Linked DNA regions of Homo sapiens: region 2 is linked to region 1. A link is a loop called in an ENCODE intact Hi-C map of the cell type or tissue named here. Cell type or tissue: sigmoid colon. All regions are shown on one strand. Links, peaks and the distances in the headings refer to the core of each region. The heading gives the core; the rest is flanking DNA. Region 1 overlaps HDAC4 (histone deacetylase 4). Region 2 overlaps HDAC4 (histone deacetylase 4).

Region 1 (5,363 bases), core at 50-5,049:
CAGAAGCAGCAGGAGCCGCAGGACCATAGGGGCCACCGGCAGGGTGGGTGATGCCATCCTTCCCACTCTCGCCCTCCGGCCTTCATTCAGCACTCTGGTGAGCCCAGAGGCCCGAGTCGTCCGGATGGCCCATCTCAGGCCACACCCTCCAGCTCTGTGCCTGCCGTCCATCCTGGGTGCCCACGAGGGGTCTGGAAACCCTGACAGGGAGGGAGAAGAGAGCCCTGGGCACAAAGCCCAGGGCCTGGGGCAGGCTCCGTGCCCCAATGGTCATCCTCAGATGAGTGGGGGCTGTGCTCAGGACCCTCAGGGGACCATGGGCTACTTTCAGAAACAAGAGGGTGTTCTGTTTAGAAGCAGAGAGCCGAGGAGCCGGAGGCCCCAACACAAGAGCGGCTCTCCGTGATGCCCAGAGGCGGCCACTGGGCCCCAGGAGAGAGGGGCTTGAAGGATGGGTACCCCAAGCTGTCAAAAGACCAAGTGGCTACAAAAGGGAACCCCCCTCCCACCACTAATCAGGGACCTGCCAGAGATACGAGGGCCCAGTGGTCACTAAGGCCCATCTCTGCAGCTCCGTCCTCTCACCTAGATAAAGTGAGTGTCTGCTTCCTGGACCTCGCAGACTCACCAGGGACCCTAAACTTGGTTTTCCAAATAGCCAAACGACAACTCCTGCTCAAGAAAACGCATGCAAGAGAAGCCCTCCTCACTCAGATGACGTTCTCATGACCGCACTTGGTCTAAGCAAATGCTGCTGGGATGATTTTCTTCAAGTTCTCTTTTAGAACAAGCAAAATGGAATGAGGATGTCGGAGTGTTTCGTGCTTTCTTTCCAGAGGGTTTCCCAGCCTGAAACGCCACCCCACAGCCACTGTGGATTTGGGGACTGTCACACACGTCTCCACGCACCCCGAGCCACATCACGTTTTGCCACTATCTCAGAATTCCTGATCTCCACCTGAAAACGGAACACAAGGCCCGGCAGCAACAGCCAGCAAAGTGTCCCCATCCCCCCCAAAGTGAGCGGCCACACAGCAATGAGTGGCCACACAGCAACGAGCTGCGAGGAGCCAAGGATGGCCCATCCCACCCCCAACGGTGAGAGCCGGGCCCATCACAAGCCCTCTCTGGGCCTTGTCACTCACCCTTCCTACACCCCATCACTCACCCTCCCTGGGCCCCAGCTTCCTCATCTGTGAGATGGGGGTGGTCAGCGTGCAGGAAGCCCTCCTTGACGATGAGCTATCAGCTTAGGGACAAGAGAGCTAGAGACCCGGGGGGGAGTCCACTGCCTTGGGGACACGAGGGAGCCAGGGTCACTTTCTTCCTCATCAAGCTGGCCCCCTGGTGACACGGGACAAGAGGATAACCTGCTTGGTACTCAGCAACAGGCTTTCCTAATAAGAATTCCACACTTCCATGAGGCTGTAATCAACTTGGGAGTGAGGAGTTCCTTAGCTTCCTGTTTTCAGAGAGTCTTCTTAGCAAAGTGAGGAATCTGCAGATCTCTCTGAAAGATCAGCTACCAAAGGAAAATAACAATAATGAAGATATCGTTGGTGGAATACATAACCTCCATCCACAGCCAGATACTGCTTCCGGAACCACACTTCGTATCCAGGTGAGCTCGTTTTTTGTATTTCAAAAGCACAAAGATCTATGTTCATGGTGTAGTCCAGGCAGAGTGTGGTTAACAGGCCTCCGGGTGTCCCCCCCTTCCAGCCCAGTGCAGGGGTTCAGCCGCTGCAGAAACTCCGAATCTGCTAACGTGAAGTGCCAAGACTGCTGTCCGCCAGCGCCCTCACTCCCCCAGGGCCTGTACCTGTAGCAGGAGGCTCACGTTCCGAGTCCTCATTGCTCCCAGACCCAAGGGCAAGGCTGTCACAGGCGAAAGACGGGTTCCCCTTCCTCTACACCCAAGCCCTCGGAAGCACGCTGCAGGCCCCTGGAGGTGCCACAGTGCTCCCAGCTCCCCCAGAGGCTGAGTTCAAACATTCTAAACGGATTCTTGATAACAAGCCGCCGGCTCGCTGGAAGACACTGAGCAGTTACATAACAGCACAGAAAATCCCTTACAAGTTTCTTAAAAAAGAGTTAATCGTACTGACTTGGTGCTTTACCTTCAGCCCAGACTTTCGCTTAATCCCGGAAACTGCTCCAAAGGCGTTTTTCTCAGGGCGTTCGGCGCCGTAACTCAGGAGAAACCCAAGTCCTGCTCTCCCGGCGGCCTCGCTGGGGAAGAATTCAGCCGCTCCACCCTGACATCTGGTTTCTATTTCATATCCATGTTGTCACATTACATAACAAGCAGATGATACGAGAGATCACCACAGTGTTTCGGCTCGAGAGTCACAAAGAACGCCCAGAACACTGTTTATATTGGGGGCCATGAACGTTCACCAAACCAGACTTAGTGCAGAGGCTGCACCCTTCCAGGCTGAAACCCAGCACCTACAGCAAATGCCCAAGGAAGCAAGAAGCGGGACCCCGCCTTCTCAGCCACCTCTCACTAACACTCAGCTCCACTCCTGCTTCCTTCCTCTCACTCCACATCCGAGTTAGAGGGAAATACGATTTATCTCTGGCCTGCATTTACTTCTCCTGCACCTGGCGGGAGGCTCTGGCCTTGCAGGCGTGCAGGAGCCCCTGCCAGTGAGGGCCAGCGAGGGGCCCAGGGAGAAGATGGAGGTCAAGTCATAGGGCCTCCACCGCAGGCAGAGCTCCGCCAGCAAGTATCCTGGGAGCTGGGGGGCCTCAAGGGAGGCAATCCCCCCACACACCATCCCCTTCCCCTTCGCTCATCTGGGGAAGCTGTGAGGACTGGTGTTGATAAAACATTCCAACCACACACTCAGACCATGGATGTGGCCGTGCCAGCAGGGAGGCCAGCAGCCCCTAGCAGAAGGGTGTTCTGGAAGCTGCCCCCTCCCATGCTGCTGCCTGGTCCCATGGGGCATGAAGGGAGGGTGGCCAGGGTGGCCCGAGCCAGCATCAGGCACAAGGCCCAAGGAGTTTCTCCAGAGCAGCCTGTCCTCTTCGGTCCAGAAAAAGTCAGATTCCACAGCAGGGTTAGCCGTCCAGTTAGGGAACCCACTAAGGGGCTCTGTGCGTAGAGGTGCTCAGAATCAAACCACTAAACCCCAGGACCCCCTGCTGGGGGAATGGTCCGTGGCAGTCATTCAGCCTTGGAGTGAACCGTTCTGCCCAAGTGCAAGTGAGAACACAATACTTCTTATTATATACAGAATTGCCAAAGCCAACGTGATTAGTAGAAAAACCGACATGTCAGTGACTTGGGGGTCTGGTTTGCCCCAGATGTGGGTGGAAACCCCAGGCGTCCCTCAAGCCTGGTCCAGAGCTCCACAGACAGCAGATACACAAACTCTGAGTGACAGCATTGGTGTTTAGCAGATTCTGGATTTTGCTCCCCCCCGAACCAAGTATAGAGAATGTTTCACAGAGTAGCTTCAACAGAAAATGGCCACAGTGTGTCTGTGAGAGAGTGTGATGTTCCCGGGGGGATGGCTGGGGCCAAGGGAAGGCCCCTCCCATGAGCCCTGCCTCCATGAGACTGCGTAGGGCAGGACTGCCAGGCAGAAAGAACACAGCACAGGCACAAGGGCAGACCCAGGCTGGCAGGGCTAAATGGCTTCAGGAGCTCCCCCCTCTGCCCCCCAGGGAGTAAAGGCAATGATGCAAATATGATAAGCAAACAGAGGTCCCAAAACACAGAAAGGGCCAGGACCCTGATGCCAACCAAGCAGACCCAAAACTGGGTCTGGGAGCACAGGGCAGGGTCGCTGAGTGCAGAGGGGCCTCACTCAATGTCCAACACTTCCCTCCAAAACAGACATGCTGGTGAGAGGCTTCAACCCTTCCACTGGCCTGACACCTGGATCTCTGCTGCCCTGTGCCAGGTTAGCCACGTCCAACACCACCACGGCCACCGGCCATTTAAGAAAACGAACCCTGACGTTAACCTGCTTGAGCCCTAATACTAAGCAAGAGCAGCGCCACAATTCCAAAACTGCAGAGAGCGCCTTTTAAACATTCTGCTGAGATCTGCGCGGTCGCGGTCTGACAGGCAGGCCTTCTTGGCTACCTGTGGTTTCATTCCAGCATTAACAGGCACCTAAAAGGCCTGTGAGCTTTTGTGGGGTCAAGCAGCATCAGCTCCACTTTACAACCCCGCAGAGTGAGGTGTTAGCTCTGCAGCTCCAGGGCAGAGCCTTGCAGCCTTAGGGCCAGGGGGACGGCCTGGCCCCTTCCGAGCTCTCAGCAGCCTGAACTCCACGTGTCCCCTGCTGTGTCACTGGCATGCTGGTCTTGCATGGCACTGAGATGTGTGGCACAAGCAGGCACCAAGCCCGGAGACACCCGACGCTCACCGTTAGACTGGGTAGCATTTGTCAAGCGCCGAGCAAACAGTGGATGAAGTGTCCTCAGCCGGCGTCAGCTGTTCTGATCCGCAGAACACATAACTCCTGGCACTCCTTTCCAAGCATCCGGGAAATGTAGAATCCAAGTGTTACACCATCCAGTTGAAGATGACAGATTTACGATATAAAACGGCACCCGCGACTGAGGACTTTGTAGGAATGGAGGCCGCTGTCATTATTTCATGGGTGAGGGGGAGAGGGACACTGTGACCCATGACAGGAAAGGACAGCTCAGCCCCTCCAAAACCACACACAGGGGACTCCGTTTCTCACAAAACTTCAAGTTTCTGTTCTACGCAAACATTACAACACATTTTAAACTACATTCTGACACGAAGCTCCCGTGCTTTTTAATGGCAGGTGTTACAATGATCATGGAACAGTGATGGGGCGGTGCTTCCTCACGGTGACATGGCAGGGAGAAGTCTGGACCGGAGCCAGCAGGGTCCTTGACCTAAGAGGCCTTGGGCAGCCCACGGGGCAGCTCTGAGCAATCTCCTGTGAAAGGAAGAGCTCAGAACGGGTTCCTCTAAAGGTTCCTTCCAGAGCAGGGGTTCTGTGGTTCCCTGGGGCCCTAGACTAACATGAGGAAGGGGAAACAGAGAAGAATGCCCACTAAAAGCCTTACCCAAAAATTGAAAGCCAAGAAAAATCACACCAGATCATCTCAGTTTAGACTTGAGGAACCTCGGCGCTGACATCACTGTCACCATCACAAAACACTGGCCACCAAGGTGCCACCTACCACACTGCAACCTGGAAGGAGGGGCGGGCAGGGGCACCCCTGGGCAGGGCAGGACACCAGGCCAGCCAGCCACCCACGCTACAGAGGAAATGCAGCCCCTCCCAACTAAGAGAACCCTGGTACCATCACCACAGCCTTGGTGCCAGGGCTCCTAGCACCTGACAGGGAAGATGAGAAGG
Region 2 (5,363 bases), core at 129-5,128, 200 kb before region 1:
CTGACTGTGAAAAGAGGCCAGCCATGTGCTCACCACAGCACTGAGCTCAGCATGGACGGGCCCCCAGGGTGCGGCAGCCACAGAAGAGGCTCCTGGTGGGGGCCCCAGAACCAACTGGGCCGGCAGCCTGGGGCTCTGCAGCAGGAAAGGCAATGTGCCTGAACCCGTGTTGGATGCCACCCTGTCTCAGTCAGCATACGTGGGACCGCTGTGAAGGGGAGAGTATCTGACCTGTCTGCAGAGGCTAGAGATGCGAGGGAAGGCCAGGTGGCCCTCCGGGGCACAGCTCTGCCCCGGCCCCTTCTCACCAGGCCTTGGCCCCTGGTGACACCTGGCAGGAGGGCTGCCCCGAGGCCCTGCCGGGACATGTCTGTGCTGCACACACCTGGTCTTCCAGGACTTAACAAAGGGAAGGCCAGGCTGGGTGAACAGACGCCTTCCGCAGGCAGGTCACTGGCCAGGGGCACCTGTGCTAATGTGGGTTCATCCAGGCTGATAAGGGCGGGGCGCACGGTGAAGAGCCTGGGCAAGCTGCCCAGACAGACCTGCTCTATTGCTTCAGTGTGCTGGCCCAGGATGCGGCCCTCCCCACTTGTGTTCCTATTACTGGGAACACAGGCAGCATCCCCAGCCAAGGGGAGCTGAGATTCAAGGTGGTCCAGTGTTTGCAGGGTCCAGCTACAGGATACACTTGGTGCATATTAGTTCCCATACTTCCTGGCTCAGCCTCTTGTGAGTCAGGCTAACAGGAGTCAGTCTCCTGCACTTGAGGAATTCTGGAGGTACTTGCACAACAGTGCTGTGGGATGGGACTTCTGGTAAAAAAAAAAAAAAAGCATCAGGGTAGGTGCAGGCTTACAGGAGTCAATGAAACTAGGACTCACAATCAGTACACTGTGTGTGGGCATGGCTGTGCTTGGGAGTTTGTAATGGCAACACAGACACATAGGCAATGACGGACACTGCCCCGTGAAATACGTAAGTGTGTGTGCAGAAACAACCAGTTGCTCACGGATACAAGGAATGGGGACTGCCCCTACAGTGGAATCATCATGATAAGGTCACGTGCGCTAATATTTACTAAGCACACGGCTGGAACTTACGAGGCAGACACCTGCTTTACTGCCTTTACAGACAGAAAAGCTGGAGCGTAGAGAGATGGAGAAGCGGCAAAGCCCACACAGCTGAGGGTGGCAGAGCCAGCCAGGAGACCACGTGGCTAAAGGAACGCACTGCGTCGCTGTGCACGGACACGGGAAGATGGCTGAGAGTGTGAGGTACTAACAGAAAGCATCAGACACAACAGAGTCCCGTCTCTGTGAAACAAATTATGTTTGTGTCTATCTGTCCATCTGGCTATGCACAGAAATAGATCTGGAAGGTTTAAAGCAAATACTAACAACCTGCCACCACTGGGGAGTGGCATTACGGGCAAACGGCATTTCCTGTGGGTTTCTATCATGTTTTTCTTTACAATGAACATGTACTGTTTTATAAATTTGTTTAAAAAGTAATCAAGACAAACTAAGAAAGGACACCAACGAAGCGGGACTCCCTGCAAGTCTCCTGGGACCAGCCAGGGTGGGCCAGCTTAGTGGGAGGATTCTCCTTGGTGGCGGTGACTGGGGTCTCCCTTGTCTGAGCTGCATTCTTTCAAGAACACACTTATTGCAGTCAGCTGCCCAGGACTTGTGGAGTGGGTCATCTGGCTGCTCCTGTGACCTTCCATGGTTTTCTTTCTGAGAAGCAGCATTTTACTTGCTGGATACCTACTCTGGAAATTTGTCTCTGAATATGAATAGCATCCTTCTAAGACCTGAGAGTGAGAACCTCGCAGACTGCAGAACACTAAGCCACGTGATGAGAATCATCTGAAGAATGAAGCCGTGCTGTATTTACAGAACATTTTTCTTAGTGCGTCATTAACAAGAAATATTAGATCATAACAACATGAAGAGCGCTCCTGCCTCTGTGCTTGTCTCAGAGGCAAGCCCTGCCAGAAGCCAGCCCTCCTTCCCTCCTCTCCCCTGCAGGGGTGGCTGGGTGGCGGGGCGGCCCAGGACAGCAGTCTCCTCCCCGGCTCTGGCTAGCTCCAGGCAGACAAGTCCAGGGCCCGGCCCCTCCTGCCTCCTCAGCCGTGGTGGACGCCTTACTTGCCTCCTTCTTGTGAGGGAAAACCAAGGACCCCTGCTGGCAGATCGCCTCCCCGGGGTGAGGATGGTATGAGGGATGGCACAGACAGAGGACGTGTGGCTCCCACAGCGTGTCCCAGGGGTCCCGGGCTCTGCTCTCGTGTAATCACAGCCCCCCGCCAGCCATTCACAGCCCTGTCACTGGAGCCTCAGCGTCAACGCTGTGGACGTGGGCGAAGTGTGAGGGAGTAAGCGGAGAAGCGTGGGCTCATGATTCCTGAGCCGGACCAGAAGCTGTAGGTTCTCATGGCCCCACGGGCATGGGCTGTGGACTGTTCTTGGAGGAGACCATGGGTCTCTGGGACAGGAAAGTGGGCAAGTGAGCCCGTGACAGGTCCCCAGCATGACAGAACTGAAGGTGTGGGGTGTAGGGCGGGGAGAGGGCCTCTGTGACAGACCTGTGTGGTCCCCACCATCCAGCGTGGCCCTCGTGCCTGCCCAGCCCCTCCTCAGCCTCTGCAGAGCTGGGCCGGGAAGAGCCCCCCGCGCTGTGCCCACTGTGGCCCGCGTTGCACCCTCAGGCTGCACAAAGGCCACGTGTTACCTGTCGTGAACCTCGGCTTGGTGGGGGGCTCCTGCACAGACACGGGGAAGGTGGCAGACGCGGGTGAGGACTGCGCCCGGGACAGAGGCCTGTGGCCGCCGAAGGACACGGGGATGCCGGCGGCCTCCATGGACGCCTGGTAGTTCCTCAGCTGGTGGATCCGCTGCTGCTCCAGCAGGAGGGCTTGCTGCGGGGAAGAAACGGCCGTGTTGGCGGTTGCGGATGTCTCCCGCCCCTGGGCTGCAGGGCTAGGGGTTGCCCTCTCTTGCAAGTCTCCCGTCCACGCACAGGCCATACATGGGCCACAAGGATGCCGGGAGGCCAGCTGCGTGGAGAGGCCTTCCCTGTGAGTGCCCTGAAGCCTGAGTGGGCCCAGAGCCAAGAACGAGGCCAGCACAGGCTCTGCCTCCCAGGACGGTCTCTCTAGGGAAGGCAGGCTGTCCACGTGGGATCCTGCCATGGGTTACGTTAACAGGATAACACAGGTTGAGTCAGGGGGTCCCAGGGAGGCCTGGCCCAGTATGGGGTATCAAGGAGGGCTTCTCTGAGGAGGTGCTGAGCCAGGAGCAGCCTGGAGCAGGTGCAGGGGAGTAGGGCCTGGCAGGTGTGGAGAGAAGCTCTTGCTGGGGCGGCAGCCTGGCCCTCGCTGGTTTCACTGGGGGATATGCGAAGGCCATGTAGATGTGGGGACCACAGCGTCCACTCTGCCATACCACACACATACGGTGAGTGGGCACGAAGCCCAACCCCCTTGTTGGGTTTGTGGGTCTTAGTTCTGACCAACAGCATTGAATCTGCATGCCAAACTTGGGCGAGAAAGCACCATCGGCTCTCAGACTTGAAAGTGCCAACTGGGCTTCATCTGCAGCCGCTCCCCTCCCTGGTCTCACATCCCACACACCCTCGTGCAGGCTAAAAGCAGTAACAGCCCATCAGCTTCTGGGCACCCAGGACCTTTGGGGCCTAGAGCAGGCCTGCTGGTGGGGATGTGCCTCTCTGATGAGATGGAGCTGGGCTGGGCTCTGTGTGTGGGGGGGGCACTCAGCCAGGGGCCTGGGACACCCTGAGGGATTCTGGGAACAGGCTGAGGTGCAAACCCCCATACGAGGCAGAGTGGAGTGGAGGGAGCAGGGCAGAGATGAGGTCACAGCTGCCAAGCCTCTCCCCAGACAGCAGCTGAGGGAGAGCACAGCAACCTGCCACCCAGGCCGAGGCACAAAGAAAGCCGGGCGCCTCCTTGCTGGGAGCTCTGCGCCAATCCTGTCTTAGTTTTGATGAACAAATCCTGTGAACATGGAAAACCAGGTACCTACATCCCAGCTCCTGTATGAAGGCAGAGCCCAGCCCTGTGCTGCCAGCACTGGGGGAAACCAGAGCTACCCGGCCAGGCTCCGATCTGTCCTGCCTTTAGGAATCAGGCTGGGCGTGGTGGCTCATGCCTGTAATCCCAGCACTTGGGGAGGCTGAGGCGGGTGGATCACCTGAGGTAAGGAGTTCGAGACCAGCCTGGCCAAAATGGTGAAACCCCATCTCTCCAAAAAAACAAACAAACAAAACAAACAAACAAACAAAAAATTAGCCAGGCGTGATGGTGGGTGCCTGTAATCCCAGCTACTTGGGAGGCTGAGGCAGAATAATTGCTTGAGCCCAGGAGGCGGAGGCTGTAGTGAGCTGAGATGGCACCACTGCACTCTAGCCTGGGCAACAGAGTGAGACTCTGTCTCACACACACACACACAAAAGGAATCAGAGCCAGGAGGGAGCAGAGAAGAAGGAAGCCCTGAGACAGTGGGAGGAGCTGCAGCAGGAGCTGGAGCAGGAGCCAGCACCCACAGGCCCCCAGTCTGCTGCTGACCAAATTCAGCTGGGATTGCCGTGGGCCCCACGCGGTTAAGTGGTTAATAAGCAATCCTCCCCGACGCGGGCTGGAGGTGCCCCGCCTTATGTTTACCTCGGCAAATTGCTCCGTGTACTACGACGTTTCCCTGATAAGGGGTTCTGCCTATTACTCTCCAGAGAGAACAGAAAATAAGTGTTTCTAATAATCATCTCATGCTTGGAATATAACAAGCCTCTTTTTCTCAAAGTAAAGGCTGATCTATGAGAAACTAGCCCTAAAAATTATTAATGTAAATAGTTTCCCATTTCTTATCAGCCTAATAATAGCACACTGAATTTCAGATCTTCATCAACTTACAAGGCCCGACCACAGGAAGAGGCCCCCACCCTGGGCCTGTCGGACAGGACCTGTGGACGAGTGTTCACCATGAAGCACCGTGTGTGTGCCAGAGAGGCCCGGGGCTTTCTCTCTCTGTCTTTGCCAAGCGTTAGTTCTGCTGGGCTTTGTAGTGTTTAGTGCCCGGGGTGCTAATTAAGAAGGCCCAGAAATTAGAGACAGGCCCCCCTCTGAACAAGAAGGAGAAATAGCACCCAATGCCAGCCACTGGGGGAAGCTCGGTGGAGAAGGGCTCCTGACCCAGAAGCCTCTGGAGACCACTGAGCACTGATCCCGTGTGTGGCAGGCTTGGGTCTAGGTGCTCCAGGTACAAGGCCCCACACTGATTCATTCAGTGGCAAGCATTTAAGAACTGTAGCTGAGAATTAAGGGGAACAGTTTACTGCAGGGC

Evidence for each region. A loop is a pair of places that touch in the nucleus more often than their neighbours do. Peaks named below come from ENCODE experiments on the same cell type or tissue, not always from the same donor. Only the 100,000 strongest peaks of a DNase experiment are listed, where the experiment ranks them.
Region 2: it touches region 1 in a loop (2.9-fold over the local background); 2 of 110 quality-filtered maps call a loop at or near these places.

The regions. Positions count from the first base shown.
Region 1 is chr2:239,306,967-239,312,329 of GRCh38, forward strand. The region is part of intron 2 of HDAC4 (histone deacetylase 4); the gene reads right to left. Among named protein-coding and RNA genes, the nearest start is that of MIR4269, 4.2 kb to the left of the region's middle. RefSeq lists enhancers at 599-1,245, 3,940-4,440. In sigmoid colon, for the core only: no CTCF peak of the experiment used is centred there; DNase peaks (open chromatin) are centred at 1,895, 2,345, 3,565, 4,455 and 5 weaker places; H3K4me3 peaks cover 4,318 bases; H3K27ac peaks cover 2,599 bases.
Region 2 is chr2:239,108,790-239,114,152 of GRCh38, forward strand. HDAC4 (histone deacetylase 4) reads right to left here. Exons shown (of 27, transcript NM_001378414.1): 14 at 2,737-2,923. Among named protein-coding and RNA genes, the nearest start is that of MIR4441, 26 kb to the left of the region's middle. In sigmoid colon, for the core only: no CTCF peak of the experiment used is centred there; DNase peaks (open chromatin) are centred at 2,052, 3,082, 3,816, 4,584 and 2 weaker places.